Regions from separate parts of the Mus musculus genome. Here region 1 is linked to region 2. Evidence: chromatin loops called from intact Hi-C (ENCODE). Cell type or tissue: gastrocnemius. All regions are shown on one strand. Each heading gives the region's core, and the rest is flanking DNA. Links, peaks and the distances in the headings are about the cores only.

Region 1 (10,267 bases), core at 708-8,707, 550 kb before region 2:
TGATGAGGTTCAGCTACAACTAGATTCTAGTAGATTTACCAAGATTCCAAACTATACAACATATGGTGTGGGCTGCCTACTAACAATGTGGTTTGTTTCTAGCTTTTCTGGAGGGTTTTTTTTTTTTTTTAAGACAGGCACAGGCTTTCTCTGTGTAGCCCTGCCTGTCCTGGAACTCACTCTGTAGACCAGGCTGGCTTTGAACTCACAAAGATCTGATTGCCTCTGCCTTCCAAGTGCTGGGATTAAAGGTGTGTACCACCACTGTCTGGTGTCGTGCTTTCTAAGAAAACTCTGATAAAAGATGCTTTCTTACAATACTTGAAATCTGTCTGTCTGTTCATTTATTTTGAGACAAGATCTCTGTGTTTCAAGCTGTCCTCCAGCTGACTATGTAGCCAAGAATGGCTTTGAACTTTTTTTTTTAAGATTTATTTATTTATTTTATGTATAGGAGTACACCATTGCTCTCTTCAGAGACACCAGAAGAGGGCATCAGATTTCGTTACAGATGGTTGTGAGCCACCATGTGGTTGCTGGGATTTGAACTCAGAACCTCTGGAAGAGCAGTCAGTGCTCTTAACCGCTGAGCCATCTCTCCAGCCCGGCTTTGAACTTCTTACCCCTTGATTCCCTTCCAACTTCTGGGATTACAGACATGCAGCACCAGGCCTGGTTTAGGGAGAAGCTCCAGACTGTACCCAGGTTTTGTGTGCTTGAAGAAAGCTTGAGTGAGACCCCCTAACATGACACTTGAAATTTTAGGCTCCAAATATTAGACCTTCATATTCATATTTAGTAGTATTTTTAAAAGGTTTTTTTTAAAAATGCATTCATGTTTTACTTCTCTTTGGTAGATGGGTGCCATTCATCGCATACCATCTCCCCTGTAACTGTCCGCCTTCTTCAACAGAATGGGAGCTGACTGACATGGTGGTGTGGGTTACTGGAGCGTCAAGTGGCATTGGCGAGGAGCTAGCTTTCCAGTTATCTAAACTCGGGGTCTCTCTGGTGCTGTCAGCCCGAAGGGCGCAGGAGCTGGAGCGGGTGAAGAGAAGATGCCTGGGTGAGTCAATTCCCAACACCAGCCGTGCTTCCCAGCAGCGAGAATCCAAACTCAGCGCAGCTTTGGAAGTCAGGGAAGGTGGGATTGTGCGTGGTACATGTTGGCTCCAGGGCTTCGCGCGTGCGTGCGTGCGTGCGTGTGTGCGTGCGTACTGCCCTGACCTCCTCTTCTGTCACCTCTTAAGCAGCCGCTCTTGCTTGGCTATTTCTTCTTTCCAGCCACCTTTCCATTGTTTTTATACCAAGTTTTGATATTGAGGGGCTAGGAAGCCCCAAGATCGGAAGCACTGGTGGACTTGAATGATCATCTGACTCATATCTTTGCTTCGGGAGAACAGGCGCTCATGAGTGCAACTCAAGTGTAGTTAGGGATGATCCGTAGTCATTCTGCCTTATGTCAGATATTAAAGTCATGGGTGGGGTGTGCATGTGCGTGTGCGTGTGCGTGTGTGTGTTAGGATGGATAAAAGGAAAGGAAAGAAGAAAGGTTTAAAAATGAACTGGAGGCAATACCTTATTCACAAAAGAGTGACACTATTTTCATTGGCTTGAGTTCTAGTCTTGTCTCCTTCACTTAATAGAAGGGATGAGACCCCACTTCAGGGATGTTTAGCATTTAGTACTTTAATATAATCTTAAATCTCTCTCTCTCTCTCTCTCTCTCTCTCTCTCTCTCTCTCTCTCTCTCCCTCTCCCTCTCCCTCTCCCTCCCCCTCCCCCTCTCCCCCTCCCTCTCCCCTCCCCCCTCTCTCTGTGTTATCTCTATTATTCTTCCATTATTTTTTTCCCTGCTGACTACATCCTCCCAGCGATATAAGAGTCCGCGCCCCCACTCCCAGCACAGTCACAAGGCTCTCTTCATGACGCTGCTTTCTCAAGCCGCTTGTGTTTCAGTTCTATGCTTTTTTAAACATGGTCATTGGTCCTCCACCTCAGCGACTTGTAAGGCCTGCTCTAGCAGAGAGCATAAGTGTGTCAGCAATGCTGAGCTGTGAGGACCGCTGGCTCCCATTTCTCTGTGTGGTCACTGGTGCAGACCTCTCCGTGTTTTAAGTCATGTTCTTTCATGTCTTTGCCCTCAGAGACCAAGAACATGCTCCTCTCACGTTCCAGGACTTGCTTGTTTTTCTGACTGACATTGCTTATTTTATATTAAGAGGTCCAGAGTGATCCAATTCAGTTGTCCCTCTGGTGATCAGAAATAGAAAGAATCAATTATGTCTCAATATGTTCTTAGGTAGCAATCGTCTGAAGGGCTGCATGTCTTTCCTTATTTACCTTCTAGAGCTCTTGGTGTAAGGGTAGAAGTTCTATCTACCATGCACTTCTGGCCTTCTCAGCTTCTTACAGATTTATAGTACAGACCCCACCCCACCCCACCCTCTTTTCCGGTGTTTCAAGACAGGGTTTCCTTGTGTAGCCCTGGCTGTCATGAACTCACTATGTAGACCAGGCTGGCCTTGAGTCAGAAATCCACCTGCTTTGTCTCTGCCTCTGCTTCCTGGGTGCTGGGATTAAAGGCATGCTCTACTACCACCACCTGGTGTATGCTATAAACTTAAAAAAAAAAAAGATTTATTTTTAATTATGTGTATATGTGTGAGTCTGTACTTGTGAGTGCAGGTGCTCTTGGAGGCCATGTTGGATGTCTCTGGAGCTGGAATTATAGGTGGTTGTGACATGGGTGCTAGGAATTAAACTCAGGTCCTCTGAAAAAGTGGTGTATGCTCTTAACCACTGAGACCTTGCACAATGTCACCTGTCTTCCCCGGTCACTGAGAGATGCTTAGGTAGTGCCTCCTGGAGTGGGTTCACCGCCACCTTTTTGTGGGGTAGAGGTTAAATTTAACAGGGAAGCTGAGTTCAGTGAAACTGGGATGGCTTGCTTACTCTTCATGCATCTTTTTCAGAAAATGGCAATTTAAAAGAAAAAGATATACTGGTTCTGCCCCTTGACTTGACCGATACAAGTTCCCATGAGGCAGCCACCAAAGCCGTTCTGCAGGAGTTTGGTAAAGTGAGTTGCATTTTGTGTTCATGAAGGGTGGTATTGCTTCTCTGCCTCACTGCCAAAGAGATTTCCAACTGTGGATCCCCTTCAAAGGGATGGAACAGATGCAGCATGTACAGAGAGGTCAGGGCTGGGAGCTGGCTTTAGCTACGTAGTACTTTCACCCCTTCCCCAAGAAGCAAGGGTGAAGTTAATATCTGCGGATGCTTTTCTTTTTCTGATACTGGTTACTTCAAACGGAAATTCCACAGGTGAATTCTACTTCCTTTTCTTTTCCTTGCTTCCTTTTATTTTCTTTTATTTTTCTTCCTTCCTTCTTTCCTTCCTTCTTTTCCTTTCTTTGTCACTTCTCTTCTCCCACTCCCCTCCCCTCCCCTCCCCTCCCCTCTTCCTTTCTTTCTTCTTTCTTTCTTTCTTTCTTTCTTTCTTTTCCTTCTCTTCCCTCCCCTTCCCCTCCCCTCCCCTCCCCGCCCCCCTTCCTTTCTTTCTTCTTTCTTTCTTTCTTTCTTTCTTTCTTTTTTTTTTTTTTTTTTTTTTTTGTGACAGGCCATTCTGGAACTCACTCTGAAGTCCAGGCTGGCCTTGAACTCAAGAGACCCACCTGCCTCTGCCTCACAAGTGCGGAGATTAAAGATGTGGGCCGCAACATCTACTTTCCCTTTATTTTATTTTATTTTATTTTATTTTTGTAGCTGCTACTAGAACCACACCACTGTCCCAGTTACTCTTCAGGTTAATAATACAAGCAATCGTTTTCTTAGACTGTCTTTAAGAACCCATTTTCTGATTCTTAGATTGACATTTTGGTCAACAACGGTGGAAGAAGCCAGCGTTCCTTAGTTCTAGAAACCAACTTGGATGTCTTCAAGGAGCTGATAAATCTGAACTACATAGGGACAGTATCCTTGACCAAGTGTGTCCTGCCTCACATGATAGAGAGGAAACAAGGGAAGATTGTGACTGTGAACAGCATCGCGGGGATTGCCTCTGTGTCCCTTTCCAGTGGCTACTGTGCCAGCAAGCATGCTCTTCGGGTAAGGTGGCTCACATGCAGCTGAGAAAGCTGACTCGTGTGTGTGCTTGTGGCATAATAAGACTTTGAGTGGGTGTGCTGATTGGCACTGGGCCTTAAGCAGGAGACTGAGGCAAGGGAAGCTGGTATCTCTCCTTAGATAATAAAAGGACCGTTGGAGTCACATCACACCTGCGTAGAACCCATCAATCCAGGCTGTGAGCACCGGTACTGTATCACATGCTGCATCAGACCCTGGGGATGTAAGGATGAGACTGGAGTTCTTCTCTTAGGGTGACCTGCTCAGTGCTTCGCCTTTCACCTTGCTCCCACCCCACCACGGCCTCACGGCAACCCCGCCTTACCGTGCAACCCCGCCTTACGGCGCAACTCCGCCTTACCACTCCTTTCCTCTGTGCGTGTTCTAGGTCTGTGACTTCTTTTTCCTTCCCCTTTCCTCGCTCTTTGTTTTCTCTTGTTTCCTTGTTCGTGCACATCAGAGACTGATTAGTCCTGGGCCCGATTATCTTAGGGAACATGTGACTCTATTTCTTATGGTTTCTTTGAAAGAAGACATTCTGGCTAGGTCTATGACTAAGATAAAAAGCTTGATTTATGTTATATATCTGTGAGACTTAAATAGCAGAACGGAATGCGCTTTTCATTTTGGCTTGAGAGTCAATGTGAAGGAACAGTGAATTCTGTATGACAATGAGGGAACCCACGACTCGCTCGGAAGGAGAGTTCCAGTGGCGTGTTCCACCACTGGCATAGTGGCTCAGTGCTGAAGGCCACCATGCCGTCACAGAAATGGCCACTGTAGTTCAGCAGGACCCACCTCTGCCATGCAGAACCAACAGCGCACAGGGATGAAGGCTGGCATCTTGGATGCTCTCCTCAGATTTAGTAAGGTCCTGTCAATCAACCTCCTGTAAAGACAGTCCCATCTCAGACAGGCAGATGCAGTAAAAACAAAAATAGCAACAACACAAAAACACAGGTGAGCTGTCTGGCCTGCCCTCCAAGACTCTGTTTTATTCTTGGGTTGGATCCTCTGGCAAACTGTGAACAGTTACAGCAGAAGTATAACAGAAGTTATAGCAGGACTTAAGTAGAAGAAATGCTGAGACCAGGAGGCTTTTCTATCGTTCTGGAACTGTCTCTTCTACCACAGGCTGACCTTGAGCTTCAAATCCTGCCTATATCTCCCAAGAGCTGGCCTCACAGGCACTCACCACCATGTCCCAGGAAGCCTTTTAAAAAACACGTTTCCTTCTCATATTCCTAGAAGTTACAGTAAATTTTTTAAAAAAATATTTATTTATTTTATGTCTGGGCACCACATGCATGCAGTACCCATGGAAACCAGAAGAGGGCACTGGATTCCGTGGAACTGGAGTTACAGATGGCTATGAGGAATTACTTACAGGAATCGAAATGATCCAGTGACAGCTGCATCCCCAAAGCCTACCCCAGCATGGGTGACAGCTCACAGAAGCTGGGAAACCTGGAGCACATTGCACCGCCTGCAGGCAGCACTCTAGCTTGGAGAGTGTTTTTTTCCATAAGCTCAGTTGGTCTGAGCCTTTCCCAGACAGTTGTCTTGTCTCTGCTTCTGACAACTATCTCAGCTTGTCTGACAGCATCTCTCAGCAGTCCTGACATCATCATATTCATATATATATTTGAGGTGGGAGGAGCCTAGTGAGTCTGGTCAATTTCAAGGACTTCGTTTTTGTTTTTGTTTTTGTTTTTGTTTTTGTTTTTGTTTTTGAGACAGGGTTTCTCTGTGTAGCCCTGCCTGGCTGTCCTAGAACTCACTTTGTAGACCAGGCTGGCCTCAAACTCAGTAATCCGCCTGCCTCTGCCTCCCAAGTGCTGGGATTAAAGGCGCACCACCACTGCTCGACTTCAAGGACTTCCTGAAGTTATTTTGAGTTGTTTGCTTCCTGAACTTTAGGAGTTTTGCTGCAAGATGGAATGTTTCATTTTTCCTTTGAACATTCTGTTATACCCCTTTTCAAACATCCTGCATCTGAAGGGGCCCCAGTGGAGTGTTGCAGCTCTGACAGGGAAGGAGTCCCAGATGGAGGTGTTACAGCTCTGTCCTGAGTGGTATCCTGGTAGTTAGGAGTCAAGGAATACCACAGAATCACGCCACACAACAAACCTCGCACAAGAGGTTTTTCCTCCTTCCTGGGAGGAAAAAACCCAAGAGGGTAGCTGCCTCTGCTCCAGGGAGAACTGGGCAGGAGACAGTCTTTATATAAGGTTTCTTGGGTGTGTGTGTGTGGTGTGTGTGTGGGTTGGTGGTGATGGTGGTGGTGGTGGTGGTGGTGGTGATAGTGGCAGAGTTTTTCAGGGTGGAAATTTCCAGAGTGGGGATTGGTGGAATTTCAAGCCAAGCCCAGGGATTGGTGGGTTTTCAGGCTCAGGAATTTGTGGGTTTTAGTAGATTTTCAAATCTGGAAGTGGTTACCCTACATACAGCCACATACAAGCATAGATAGACAGACAGACACACACACACACAATTTAAATTAACAAAAATGAATCTTTTAAAAAATCCTAAATGGAGCTACGCTTATTGGCACAGGCCTATCTATAATCTTAAGTAAGCATTTGGGAGGCTAAAATAAGAGATTTGAACATTTAAGACTGCAAATAAGTTCAAAGCTAGTTTGGCAAACTCAGACCACTGTCTCCAGATAAAGTGTACAAAGGATGCTGGCAGGATGGCTCAGCCGGGAAAGACCTGCTGCCAAGCTTGAGGGAGCCTGCACTCACACTCTCTCTCCCACACTGTGCCCTGGCACGCCACCCCCCCAAAGAAACAAATAAGTTACTGTAAAAAGCACCAAAGATGTAAGTGTTAGAGCCCTTGCCAAATGTGTACAGGGTCATAGGTTCAGTCACCTATACTGCAACATTAAAAAAAAAAAGGAATAAATGATTGGATAAATAAATGAAGCCTGAGAGTCGTACATCAGTGTCCTACCTGTTCATTCCAGAGTGTCTATTTGGATAACCTGTTTCCTTTCTATCTTTACTTTATCCTTTCCTCTTTTTTCTTATGTTTTTGTTTTTGTGTTCCTTAGGGTTTTTTCAATGCCCTCCATAGTGAGCTCGGCCAATATCCAGGCATAACATTTTGCAACGTTTACCCGGGGCCTGTGCAGTCCGACATTGTGAAGAATGCCTTCACCGAGGAAGTAACTAAGGTAAAAAATCATCCTTTGTTAGCTCTGTGGCTTTGTCATGTGTATCAGGTACCAGTTTAGAAAATGGCAGCGTTAAGGACGGTGTTTAGTACTAGGTAGTACTTCAGGGCCTCATTTTCATACCAGCTAGCGCATTGCCAGACTTGCATTTATAAGTGGTTCACCAGCATGGATCCACCACTCTTATTAAGAAAGTCCTTGTATCTCTTTCCATTTCCTCCCCGTGATTCCATTTGCTAAACATAAGGTATGTTTTATGTTGTGTGGTGCTGGCCATTGAAGCCAGGGCCTCACCCCTTCTAAATAATCATATTACCTCTGAAATGTACATTCTTAGCCCTTCCTGTAAATCTTGGTAATTTGATATTTTTGAAAATGTGATAATGAAATAGGCATTTGTACCCTATTATGAGATAATTGTGACTAAGAGCAGAGGGCCTTCGACATTGCTGTCTGGTAAATGTCTAACTCCTTTTAGGCTCTTTGAAATATCATAGTTTAGAACCCTCCAGTGGCACCTGTGAAGACTCCCAGTTGACAGGTCCCATCCTGAAAGAGTCTGGCTGACAGGTGGCCTGTGGGTCCTTCCTAGATGATATTTGCATGAAACTGTCGGGACCTTCAGTGTAAAACTTCTTGTTGACTTTCAGTCTATGAGAAACAACATAGACCAGAGTTACAAGATGCCAACGAGCCGCTGTGTGCGGCTGATGCTCATCTCCATGGCCAATGATCTGAAGGAAGTCTGGATCTCTGACCATCCTGTGCTGTTGGGGGCATACATATGGCAGTATATGCCAACCTGGGCCGCATGGCTAAACTGCAAGTTGGGGAAGGAAAGAATCCAAAACTTTAAGAATAATTTGGTAAGAGCAATTTATCTATTTCTTCACAATATTGTATGGATCCTGAGGGAAAGCACTTTTCAATGTTCTTAAAAGATTTCTGTTGTTGTTTTTCTGACTCCACACGAATAAAGTACCAGTGAACGGAGAACAGGTTCTGTACCCATACAGCGCATCCGATGGTTTATTACATGACTTTTAATCTGGAAGAGTCAAATTTGTATAGGGAAAAATCAAATCAAAGGTTGTCAGCATCTCTTTTCATCAGTGTTTCATAACGCCCCCTCGCTGTCTGTCTCAGGATTTCACTTGCTTTAGGACTATTTTTCTAAATAAACAGAGCACCTCTTATTTCTTGACTGTTTCTTTTCTTGACTGTTTCTGGCTGATGTCTCTCTCTCTCTCTCTACACACACACACACACACACACACACACACACACACACACACACACACACACACACAGGGCAGTGGCTATGTTCCATTTTAGATTATCATTTCTTACAGAATGTTAGCAGAACTATTGTATTTTGGCAGGAATCTTGGAGTGATGGCACCTAAGCTTGGAAGTAGCCTTTTGTCAGTCAGTGATTATCTGAAATTTTATGGGCTCTTCCTTTGAAGGTTTGAGCCTTTGCATATCTTAGTCTAGAGACCGGCCTGGCAAACCAGGAAGTCTCCCATGGCTGAGAATTGCTGAAGGGTCTTTCCAGTTAGTCCCGTAGGTCAGGTAGGAAGTTGTGGTGTGTGGAGATTGACTTGATAAAGGTGCTTTTTGTGTAACAATAGAACACTTCCAGAAGGCTGCCAGGTTCCTTCCAGAGGAGGCTGCCTCCTGCTGCTTAGAAACCTGAATTCATCCCAAGTAACCCACTAACACCAAAAACTATTTCTGTCTGTCTTTCGGTGAGTTCTTGGATGAGCAATTGCTTACCTTTCCCAACAATAAACCACATTTAGGGGTTAACAAGTTGCCTTGTTTTATCTTGCAAATAGTGTATCAAAAGCTCATAAATAATTTTAGACACATCCAAATATTTCTTTTCTTTGCCTGCCTGCCTGCCTTCCTTCCTTCCTTCCTTCCTTCCTTCCTTCCTTCCTTCCTTCCTTCCTTCCTCCTCCCTTCCCCTTTCTTCCTATATATTCCTGACTACTCTTGATCTCCCTACATAAACCAAACTGGCCCCAGACTTCCAGAGCTCTGTCTGTCTCTGCCTCCCAAGTGCTGGGATTAACAGCGTGCACCACCACAATCAGCCAGATATTTAAATCCTAGAGACTCTGATCTATTTTGTGTACTTGTAGGCTATCTAGGCTATTTGTGTACTTGTAGGCTATCGGTGGGTGTGATCCAGAGAAGTAAGAAAAGCACTCACTGTTTAAGAGTAGAAAAGAATTGATGGCATTCTTGCCATGTGGAGAAAATAAAGATGCTAAGCTGGAGGGCAATATTTGCTAGTGTATGTAGATATTGGTTGTGATGTTTTACTCCCAATTAAGGTGTTTGCCAGAGGCTTACAAAGCTCCCTATTGGTTGAAGAAACATTAAACAGAGAAGCTTGTTTGTCAGACACCGGTCAAGAGAGGAAGGTCTGGTTCTGGTTCATATTACTCTTGTTTTTTTTTTTTTTTTTACAGGATCCAGACTTGCCTTATAAATTCTTGAAGGCAAAGAAGGATTGAAACAACCACCAGAGATGTCTGAGCCACTTGTTGAGAATGAAAAACAGCGTATGTACAGTAAGCTTGCACACAGAAGGAGGGCCGGTGACTACTTTCGGGTTTAATTTTTGATACAACTTTCTATTCAGTATGTAATGAATAATAAAGAAAACTTTGTCCTGTATCTTGCCTTTGTACAAGAGCATATGGTACCTTTTTGAATAAAATAACATTTAACATATTTAAGACTGCAGACTTAGAATGAGGTTAACAGAAACGTAACTAAGGGCTTGTAGTTACATAGTTGACATTGTCTCAAGTCACTTGTGCTTCTGTAAGACCAAATGAGCCTGCATTCCAGGATGTCTCACTCACAGAAACACAGAGACGGAGATGGATGCAATAAGCAAGAGGTTAATTGATCCGGCTTGTCGGGCTGTGTTGCAATCGG
Region 2 (10,267 bases), core at 1,146-9,145:
TGCTGAAATAGTAAGAAAGCAGAACCCTCTGTCTCCTCCCTTGAATGGACATAGTCACAGTAGGACAGTCAGAGTCATCGCGAACCGTCATTATACATTGAGGATGACTGCGTAGACATTTCTCTAACTCTGCAGAGAGCAGGTTCTGAGCAGTTGCATCCCTTTCCTTTCCAGTACCTTGCCTACCTGAAGAAAGAAATCAATGAATACGCGTCAAAGCAAGTAGTGACTGTACAGCACTCAGGTGACCTCTCTTGGCAACTGATAGTTCAGCACTGTAAGTAATGTGTCACTATTCCCATACGATTCCTTGATCAAACAATTTTATTAATTTGCATGGAGTCAAATGCATCTATCTTAAGGTCGGTGAATTTTGAGGACTATACGTACTCTGGCGGCCACTGCCACCGCAGCAAAGTGTAGAACATCGTCATTGTGGCACCTAGCCATGGTTTAAGTCAAAACAGGCTCCTGTTTTAAGTCTGTGGTCTTACTAGGAGGGTTGTAGAACCTTTGGGAGGTGAGACCCCGGATGATGAAAGTAGGGCTGTAAAGGTTATAACCATCCCTTATTACATCCGTATTCTCGGCTTTTTGAGCTACCAAGATACGTGGGGATCTCTACCACGCATTCCCATCACCACAGTCAGCTGCTCCATTGCGTCACAGCAAACCAGGAGCCGCTGAAGCTGTAGGCCCACATTGCCCCCTTCCTTAAGTTCCTCTTATCAGGTATTTACTGCCACCTGCCCCTTTCCAGTCCATCTTACATCCCTCCTCCAGTCTCTGGAAGCCACCCAGATGGCTTCTACCACTAATAATTAAACAAGAGGAAATGACACAGTATGTGAACGTCTCCTCCTGGCTTTTCTGACCCTCCAAAATGGATTTTTATGATTCCTTCATGAAGCCTGGTGTGGGTGCTCACACCTATAATCCCAGTACTTAGAAGGCTGAAACAGAGGGGTTGGTGTGAGTTTATCAGGCTGGACTACAAAGTAAGTTCCATGTCAGCCTGAACTAGAGGCTGACCTGTGAGCCTGAACCTGTCTCAAAACATCATCAAATACACACACACACACACACACACACACACACACACACACACACACACACACACACAGACACGCCTCTGTGCTTTCTTGAGCCACAGACTGTCTCCCCTCTGGCGCAGTGCAGTGGTATGGGCTACACACACATCATCTGTTCAGCAGCCGAAGGTCATTTGCCTTGTTCTTCATGTATCACAGGTGAAGGGACTGGGGACACTCATTCAGAAGTGTTTTTAAAACTGGTCTCTTAGGCAATACTTAGAATGGCAGGGCTGGCCTGCAAGGCTAGTGACTGGGTGCCTTTTAAGAAACTGCTACTTTGCGGTTTGCTGTTCAAATTCCTCATCCAACTAGTGATGTGGAAAAGATCCCGCTGCCTGAGACCCTCACCAACACTTGAAAAACTGAGGGCAGTAAAAGCATTAGCACATAGCCATTTGCATCAGTGTAAGATGGAATGGTATTGTGGTTTTCGTCTGCCTTTCCCTGCAGTGACCATCAGTTCATGTGGTTCTCGACTGTCTGAAAATCATCCTTTTTGAACCATCTTGAACCAATGAAGTATTTTGGTATAATAATTATCTCAGTGTGGGGCTGGATAGATGGTTCAGTAGGTAAGAGCCCTTGCCGCTCTTTCAGAGGACTGGAGTTCAGTTTCTAGCACCCATGTCAGGGAGTTTAAAGCTGCTTTTGCTTATACATACATACATACATACATACATACATACATACTCATACATTCAAATTATAGAGATAGATATATAGGTATAAATATAGATATAGACATAGATGTAGATAGATGTAAATATCCCCCAATAAATATCACAAAGTTAGCAGCTTAGGGCAAAGAGTTTTCTTGGCTCATGTATTGGTGATGTGATCGGAGCTCGGATACAGCCTGCCTATTCCGTGGAACGTTCTGCGTCTGAAAGCTTGGACCCTCCAAACTCCCACCTGTTCCTATGTCTGGAGTTGATGTGGCTCTCAGATGTGGCTCAGGGAAAGCGTTGGCCAGAACACAGCCTCATGGGCTGCACACAGAACGGCTGGGCTCCAAGGGAAACATCCCAGGAGAACAGTGGAAGCTCACGGTATTGACATGCCCTAGCCTTGAAGTCAGAGTATCACCCCCACGTGACTGTCAGATTAACGTAACTGTTCTAGAACAAGGAGGGGCTGCTGTCGGCACCAGGATGCAAGAGGCCTGAGAAAGCAGGTGCCGTGTTCACTCAAGTTTCTTACTCATTGTCTCATGTTTCTAGTGCTCTTATCATTGAGCTAAGGTCTTCATGTATTCTGGAATTTAGTTCTCTTTCTATCTGAGGTTTGACTTAGGGTCTTTATAGTAACGTTTTGCCATAAGGTCAAAATGAAGTAGAAATTTTCTTCTCTGTCTCTCTGTCTCTGTTTCTCTCTGACTCTGTCTCTGTCTCTCTCTGTGTCTCTGTGTCTGTGTGTGTGTGTGTGTGTGTGTGTGTGTGTGTGTGTGTGTGTGTGTGTGTGTGTGATTCTGGAAGTAGAAACTCTTAGAAAAATAATTTAAAACTTTTAATTATTAAAATACTAATATTGTTTTATTAACTATTGCATTTGCATATTTCAGCACACTATTCAGATCTGCTGTCAGGATTTCAGATCATAATTAAGGTGAGGGCTCTTTCTGCATTGTTTTGCATATCATGTCTCAAAAAGAATTCATCTACTATTTAAAAGTGTGTGTGTGTGTGTGAGTATGTGTGTGTGTGTGTGTGTGTGTGTGAGTGTGTGTGTGTGTGTGTGTGTGTGTGGTGTTCACCTGTGCGTGTAACTGGTATGTATTCGTGTACATATGGACAGAATTGTTAAAATGCAGAAGGATGGTAGGGTGGTGGTCCCGTCATAGCCGTTGTGCCAAACTTAACCATGAGATCTTAATCCTTTCAGAAACTATCTTCTTGCAGTATCTCTCAGTGTGATGGGTGGGCAGTCCCCTCTCCACCCTTCTTCCCTGCTTCTTCATCTTCCCTCTCTTTCCTTTCCTCCTTTGTCTTTGCAAGCTCACATAGAACACATCTGGTTTTCAGACTGTGCTGTGAACTCTAGGCTCACTCTATTTTACCAGCTGTTCTGCCTCTCCATCCCTCCTCCCTGTAGGTAGGAGAGGAGTCAGGTAGCTGGCTCTGAATCCTGCCTCTTCTTAGTCTCTAAAAGTTACTTTGTGTAACTAATGACAACTTTTCATACATAGCATCACCTCTGGAAACAATCCACTCAGAATGATATTCATTTCGTTGTAATTTGTATCCGCACACCCCCAAATGCTGTCCCTTTAAGGAACTGGTGGGCACCGGAGAAGACACTATGCAAGAAATTAAGTCTCTGGTGGCGAAGCTGCAGTACAGGGATGAGAAAATTGAGTCCATCAGCACCTGGCTCGTGGGGGGATTCGAAAGGCTGCGTCGTCTTATGGAAGAGGACTCACCGGCCAGCCTTAGTAAAGAGGATCTCCAGAAGCTCGGTAAGATAGCACTTCAGCCGCCTTCTAGTAGCTAGTGACATCAAAATAAGGGGGTCCTCGGGAACCGGTCATCAGAGGAAGGAAAAGGGCAGTGCTCTGTGGTGCTGGGCCTCCCACCAAACACCCTTCTCACTTTGGGTCGAGTTTGTCCGAACAGCTCATCACTTCTTCCTTTCACTTGAGAAGATTTTCAAGAGAACTAAATTTTGCTCATGATTACAAAAAAGAAACTAGCGACTTTGTTTTTGAGATAGGAATCTTACTGTGGAGTCTAGTGTGGTGGGAACTCAGAATCTTCCTGCCCAGACTCCCTGAGTGCTGGGTATATAGGCCACCACACCCGATTCACAGACATTCTCTGTTGAAAAACAAAAACATGTAGTGCACATACATACATACATGCAGGCAAACACTCACACACATAAAGTAAAACCAAAATAAACCATTTAAACTAAACAAAGACAAAGTGAGCTATTCTATTTAGAGCCAATAAAATGTTACCATCAACAAGCACTTACTAACCTCCTGTCCTGAATCAAGCTCTAAGATACCACAGGGAATGAGACACTCCCTGCTCAAATGGGATTCACAGTCCAGTCCAGAGTTTGGCGGCTCCTCCCCTGACCAGGGCCAGATAGTGGTTTTGGCGCTGCCATCACTAAAGTCTCTGTAGCAGGAGTCAGGAGTTGGGGCCTCTGAGGAGCCGGAAGCTGAGCTGAGCTCTGGAGGCAGACCCCCGGCTTGCCATAGCTCTCTGCCCTTCTCAGCTCCCGGGGCACGCGACAGAATGTGGGTGGACTCAGAAGCCAGGCCCGGATTGTCCTCCTGCTGTTCACGCCTTTCTCACTTTTCCTGATTGTAGAGTTAGAAAGACAACAAACGGCGGTTATAAAATATCAAACCCATATTGACTGTTCATTGGGTGTCTGGAATCTCCCCCTGTCCCAGAGAAGCGAGTACCACTTGACCCTTGAATTATTATTATTATTCCACCACCTTACAGCCAAGGAGTCTCTGACTTGTGAATTGCTTGCAATTCTCTAGAAGCCCTGGACTGCTTCCAGTTCTGCAGCTCTCTGCTGCTCTCTGTTGGACATAGTATATCAGTACAATCTTTCAGTTCCTGCCCTTTCACACCCATTACGCTAGCTTCATTACTGTACTGCGAATCCCTGGGCAAGAGAAGAGATGGTTAGACCTAATGGGCCTCTTCTCCTGGAGATAAAGGAGCAGAAAGCACACAGAGCTGTCAGAGACAGGTGCAGATGGGAGCTGCCCAAGAGCCCCAAGTACAACTGGAAAGAGGAATGAGGTTATCAGAATGCTAGATTGCCAGAACTCACCTGAAAACTGTCAATTAACTTTGTACCTTTTCTGTCTTGTAAGCAGAAATGCACGTATACGTAAACCAAACAGTAGCAGTACTGATTACTTTTAAATTATTAAAAGTGTTTTGGGTCAAAGGGATGGCTCAGTGGGTAAAGGTCCTTAGCCATGGAGCCTGACAGACACCTGTGCCCAATACCTGAGACCTATATACACCCTACAAGTTGTCCTCTGAGCTCTGTATGCACTGTGACACATGTGCTATACTCACTGCCCCCCCATGCATGTACGTGGACACACATACTCACATACACACACACTCACACTCTCATACACACACACATACTCACACACACGCACATACACACACACACAAGGCGATGACAACTTTTAAAAGAACTTTGTTTCATAATTTCTTCCTTAATTTCAAGTCAGAGTGAAAATGAATTTAAATATACTTTCTTATATTTATTTGTATTTTTAAATCACCATTCACAGTAACAGGTTCCTGTGTGCCGTTTCCACACATAACTAGTTCTGGCTGAACCTCAATACTCAGGTGCTCCTCTCTCCCCGTCTCCGTGACCCGCCCCCCCCCCCCATGCCTTGTCCACTGCTCACCCTGTCCGTATGGGGTGCAATCATTTCCTCCTTCACATCCCATGTGGTTTTTCTCCCAGTTCCCTCCTGTGCGGCCTCTCTCTCCGCCTTCTACGGGCCCCTTTCTAGTTTCCTGCCACCTCTCCATCCCCTCTCCCACATGGAATGCACATTTAGAAAAGCTGAAAGCTTGGGATCTGCACAGAAGAGGTCTCGTCACACTTGATTTCCCAAGCCAGTGGCCCCACCTACTATTTCCACTTTCACTCATTTTCCTACAAATCTTATCACTTCCTTTTTCTCTTTATGGCAGAATAAGGTTCAACTGTATCCATGTCCCACAATCCATCATCTATCCACAGATAAAGGTTGAGGCTGAGTCCCTCCCTTGCTCTTGGGACTAGAGCAGCGATACGTGCAGATGTGTGCCCATCTCTGTGCTAGGACATGGAACGGGATAGCTGAGTCATATGGCAGTTCTGTTTTTAAACACACAGATTATCCATTTGCATTTAAGAACTATCTGTTCAGTTAAAATTCCAACTCCCTTGAGCATTCAGTTACATGCAGGTGTTTTGTATTGATCAAATAACACATTCCTTGCAGAAAGACCTTTGTAGATCATAACATGCTTTGAGAAACCAATTCTTAGCATGGTCAAAGTGGCCTTTTCATTTTATGATGGAAAAGTGACTCAATACTATTACGCCCATTTTTTTGATCATTTAATTCTGAAAAAATAACTACTTTCAATTTTATAGTTACAGTAAAATTAACATTACAGAGAGTAAAGTGAAATCATTTGTTGAATAATTCAAAGGGTATCGTGAAAACCCCACTGTGCGAGCCCTGCCCCAGGAGGCTGAGGCAGTCTGGATCCAGAGGCTCAAGGTCACCCAGGGTAGGTCATAACAGCCGTAACAAGACTGTCTTGGGAAAGCCACGCCTAACCAAACCAAACCAAACCCAAAATGCCCCTTGGGAAAACTAAGCTCTAGATAAGGGAGACTTGTAGGCCGGTGGTTCTCAACCTTCCACATCTAGGTTAGAAGGAAAAAAAAAAAAAAGAATCCACCTTGAGGCTGCATGCTAGACCAGCTTATCATGAGTATCGGGGTGAGCTCAGGCACATTTTGTTTTTGTTTTTTTTTAATTTCTACATGGCTCCAGTGAGCAGCAAAGTCCTTTAAATTCATAGTTTTGGATAAATTAAACTCATCTAGAAGTCCACATTAAGAGAGTATTTTTGCCTTTCAAATTATTCAGGTCTGAATAGCAAAGTACTCTAGCCTTAAGTTGCAATGTGTCATGAAGACCTCAAACATGATGGACGCTGAACTAGGATGAGAGCTGTTTTACAAATTTTATTATTTATTATTTATTTATTTATTTATTTATTTATGGCCCCAGATGTCCTGAAGCGTGTTCTGTAGACCAAGGCTGGCATTTGATTTTCCAAGCCTGTAGCCCCACCTGCCTCTGCCTCCTGTTTTGCATATTTTTAATAAACACATTTTATCAAACGTTACTAACATGAATAATTAGCGTGGCTATATTAATAACTTTGTTCCCATGAAGTAATTGAGTATCCCTAACAATCTCTGCCTCTGCAGAATTGTAACCTTTTTATCTTATGACTTCTCTTATACAGACTTTTTTTTGCTAGGAGAGGACATAGGAAGGTAACTGTCAAAACAGTTTCAAATGCAGTAGGCTCAGAGGTGGCACATCAGACATGTCACCTCTCACATGTGGATTCTTGGAGCAACTCAGCATTTTAATATTCAGTAATAACCACAAAACCCAATTTTTTTCTTATAGGAAAGAAGCAAAAGAATCAAGAAATACTTCGTTTTTCCCCATCCTCTCATGCTAGGAGACTCACATTAAGCAGGATCTGCAAAATGTTAAAGAAACAATCAAGAAGCCGGAAGAAGAAGCACAGGCCACGTGAGTGCTCTTAAGTTTGTTTTGTAGCATCAGTAGAAGTCTTCAGAGTTGCCATGAGCAGACTCGGGGACTAACTTTTCAAATCACAAATGGATACACATGGCCAGATTTTTGGGCTAAGGGTCTTTGTTTCCATGGCTAGAACATGAGTCTCTCAAAGCCTTCAGATACGAACATGGCCACTTACCCATCCAAAACCAGCCACGGGGACCTTCTATGTATGTCATATTTCACTCTATCTCAGAGACTTCCAGTTATAAGATCCTGACTCAGAAATGTCATGACTGGAAAAAAGTCTCAGGATCAATACAGTGTGGCCTATATATCTTGTTTTAAGAAATTGAATATGAGAGAATGGGAGTGAGCATATTTATTCAGTAGACAGAAGAAATATGAGTCGTAATGCTTAACATTTTTAATTACTTCCATAATCACTGTAGCAAAAAAGAATTATCAGAACATGGAGTTATTTTACAATTAAATTCTTTATTGTTTTCTTCTTTACAGGAACAATAATCTGAACATGTCTTCAACCAAACTGTCTCTAAACAGAAAGTTCGTTATATAAATTATGCTTTATTTTTGAAATATTACTAAACACTGTATTGGTGAAAATAAATAGCCATTGACAAAGACATCCTTTGTTTCTGTTTTTGCCATCACACTCCACAAGCACATCTGCCTTTGTAATTCCTCGAAGGTAATGTATAGACAACAGAAGGCATAATGATGCCACAGCAATTGAGTTCAGAATACACTTGTTAAAGGTTCTTCACAAAAAGCAGGGAGACACCATCAGCACAGGTGTACAAAAACATGGCCGTGCTCCAAAGAGCAATTACCCCTGCCTGTTTGGGCTTCCGGTGTGATAGCTAAGATAGGCAGAGCACAGTAACAGGAGGCCCTGTAGTCTCCAAGTGTAACCACAAGGTCCAATAAATCCAAAGATAAAGCACAAGCATTATAATATCTGGACAATCTTCTTCCCATGTATGAAAGAATGCTATTAATACATTTTAATTCTTCTTTACTTTTTTTTAATGAAGAATACTTTTCGGGATTTTTTTTTTTTTTTTTTTTTTTTTTTGGCATTTTATATTCAATGTCCATTGGCCCCTTCTGAGAGTATCCGTGATGGTTCGGTAAATTTTGCAGTAAACAAGTAAAACAGAGCTGGTGTAGGTACCAAAGCCAAAAGCGGTAGGTCGTGTTCCAGCCTGTCCACTCTGGAGATGGAGACTATGCCATAGGCGTGCAGTAGCCAGTGGCTGAAGAGAACGATAAGTCTTTTCTTCCTGACCAGGAGATCATAGCAGTTCTATGGGATCATTGGAAAGGAAAAGAGAAACAGATTAGCAAACCCAGCTAAACCACTGCTCCTTATACACTCATGGCTGGGACTCTGAAAGCTTGAGCTAAAACGGACTTGAGAGCCCCAGGTCTAGCCATCACACCGTCCACAGGGCCACACAGGCCCTCGGCAGCCATACTTGGCCTAGAGCCCTTCTCTGCATTCTCATCCATGTCACCATTTACTTGGGGAACATAAGCTTCCTGAGATAGACATGAACTAAAGAGGAAGTGTAGAGAGCATGCTCTCTCCATCCAGGCCCACTGCAGTTCCAGAACCCTCACTCCCTGACTCTGAGGTCTCCGGTATCTCCAAGAATCACTGAACCAGTTAGTGTACCTTACCATATCATATGTATTATTCCATTCAATTGTCAGCTCTTAGTTAAAAACAAAAACAAAACAAACAAAAAACCCTAAAACCATAACAAAGGAAAACCAATTAATTTCCTACCTCTATTTCAGAAGCAGACATGTATACAGCCAGGGTAACCAGAGATAACACTAATATAATGTACGGGAAGGCGTAATCTGGAAAAGAGACAGACATTAGAAAGTAATCTTGAGGCAGAACACAGCTCTTCCGGAGCCTTTCTCAGCCAGCTGGGGCATGACAGCCAGTTCTCTGCGGATTACAAATACTTGTGGCCTTGTAGGCCACACAGTCTCTTCTCCACTCCCCGCTCGCAGGTGTGATGTGCAATCAGCACAGATCTCATGCCAGTGAGCAGCTCTGCCGCTGGTCTCATAAACTCTCAGAAGCAGTGAGATATGAATTTCATATCATTTTTACACAGTAACAAGTTTGTTTAGTTTTTTTTTTTTTTTGAATTTTCTTCTCAATCTCTTAAAAATGTTAAACTTTGGCCACCTGTCAATAGCTAAGAGAGTTGAGGCAGCTGATGGATTCACGGAAAAGAATTAACCTCTCTCCCACGTGGCCAGGCTGCTACAAGCAGCTACGTACCAAACAAGTGGACTGAGGGACACCCAGTTCTTTGTGCTTTATGGTCCAGAAAAGGGATCTTGGTTGAGAAGACCAGAAGACCAAAAGAGCAATAACTCAGCTTTCACGGTCTTTAGAAAAGTTCATTTATCATCTAACGTCTTAGTTAATACTCCTTTGTCACACTGCAGCACTGGCTCAAGAATAAGTCTAAGCCGGAAGCTTGTGGCTGACCCCCTCACGACCATCCCCAGTCCTTCTCTCCCCCAGGCTATTAATCCCCAGCACCTTAAACTACCAGACGTTGCCCAGTGAATTTTGCTCACCCTGCTGTTCTCCTTTAAAAAAACAAATGACTTATCCTTTCCCAAAATCCTACTTTGCTGTGAGGCCTCTGTGACTAACACAATAGCCCGCAAACAATAAGAACCACTTGATGAAAACATCCAGGGAAGGAGTTACAGAGACAAAATTTGGAGCTGTGACGAAAGGATGGACCATGTAGTGATTGCCATATGCAGGGATCCATCCCATAATCCGCTTCCA

The links. A loop is a pair of places that touch in the nucleus more often than their neighbours do. Peaks named below come from ENCODE experiments on the same cell type or tissue, not always from the same donor. Only the 100,000 strongest peaks of a DNase experiment are listed, where the experiment ranks them.
Region 1: a loop joins it to region 2, with 3 times the contacts of the local background. A loop is called at or near these places in 7 of 42 quality-filtered maps.

What each region holds. Positions count from the first base shown.
Region 1 is chr12:72,650,143-72,660,409 of GRCm38, reverse strand. It overlaps Dhrs7 (dehydrogenase/reductase (SDR family) member 7), which reads left to right. Exons shown (of 7, transcript NM_025522.5): 2 at 914-1,066; 3 at 2,976-3,082; 4 at 3,871-4,110; 5 at 7,187-7,309; 6 at 7,960-8,175; 7 at 9,793-10,057. The coding sequence ends at 9,837. Among named protein-coding and RNA genes, the nearest start is that of Dhrs7, 9.6 kb to the left of the region's middle. In gastrocnemius, for the core only: a CTCF peak has its summit at 5,449 (motif pointing right); a DNase peak (open chromatin) is centred at 5,500.
Region 2 is chr12:72,099,086-72,109,352 of GRCm38, reverse strand. It overlaps Jkamp (JNK1/MAPK8-associated membrane protein), which reads right to left. Exons shown (of 7, transcript NM_024205.2): 6 at 9,230-9,306; 7 at 7,826-8,743. The coding sequence ends at 8,525. Ccdc175 (coiled-coil domain containing 175) reads left to right here. Exons shown (of 21, transcript NM_028687.1): 17 at 175-277; 18 at 2,656-2,699; 19 at 3,366-3,549; 20 at 7,297-7,425; 21 at 7,933-8,061. The coding sequence ends at 7,946. Among named protein-coding and RNA genes, the nearest start is that of Jkamp, 18 kb to the right of the region's middle. In gastrocnemius, for the core only: a CTCF peak has its summit at 4,636; DNase peaks (open chromatin) are centred at 4,292 and 4,617; H3K4me3 peaks cover 530 bases; H3K27ac peaks cover 1,048 bases.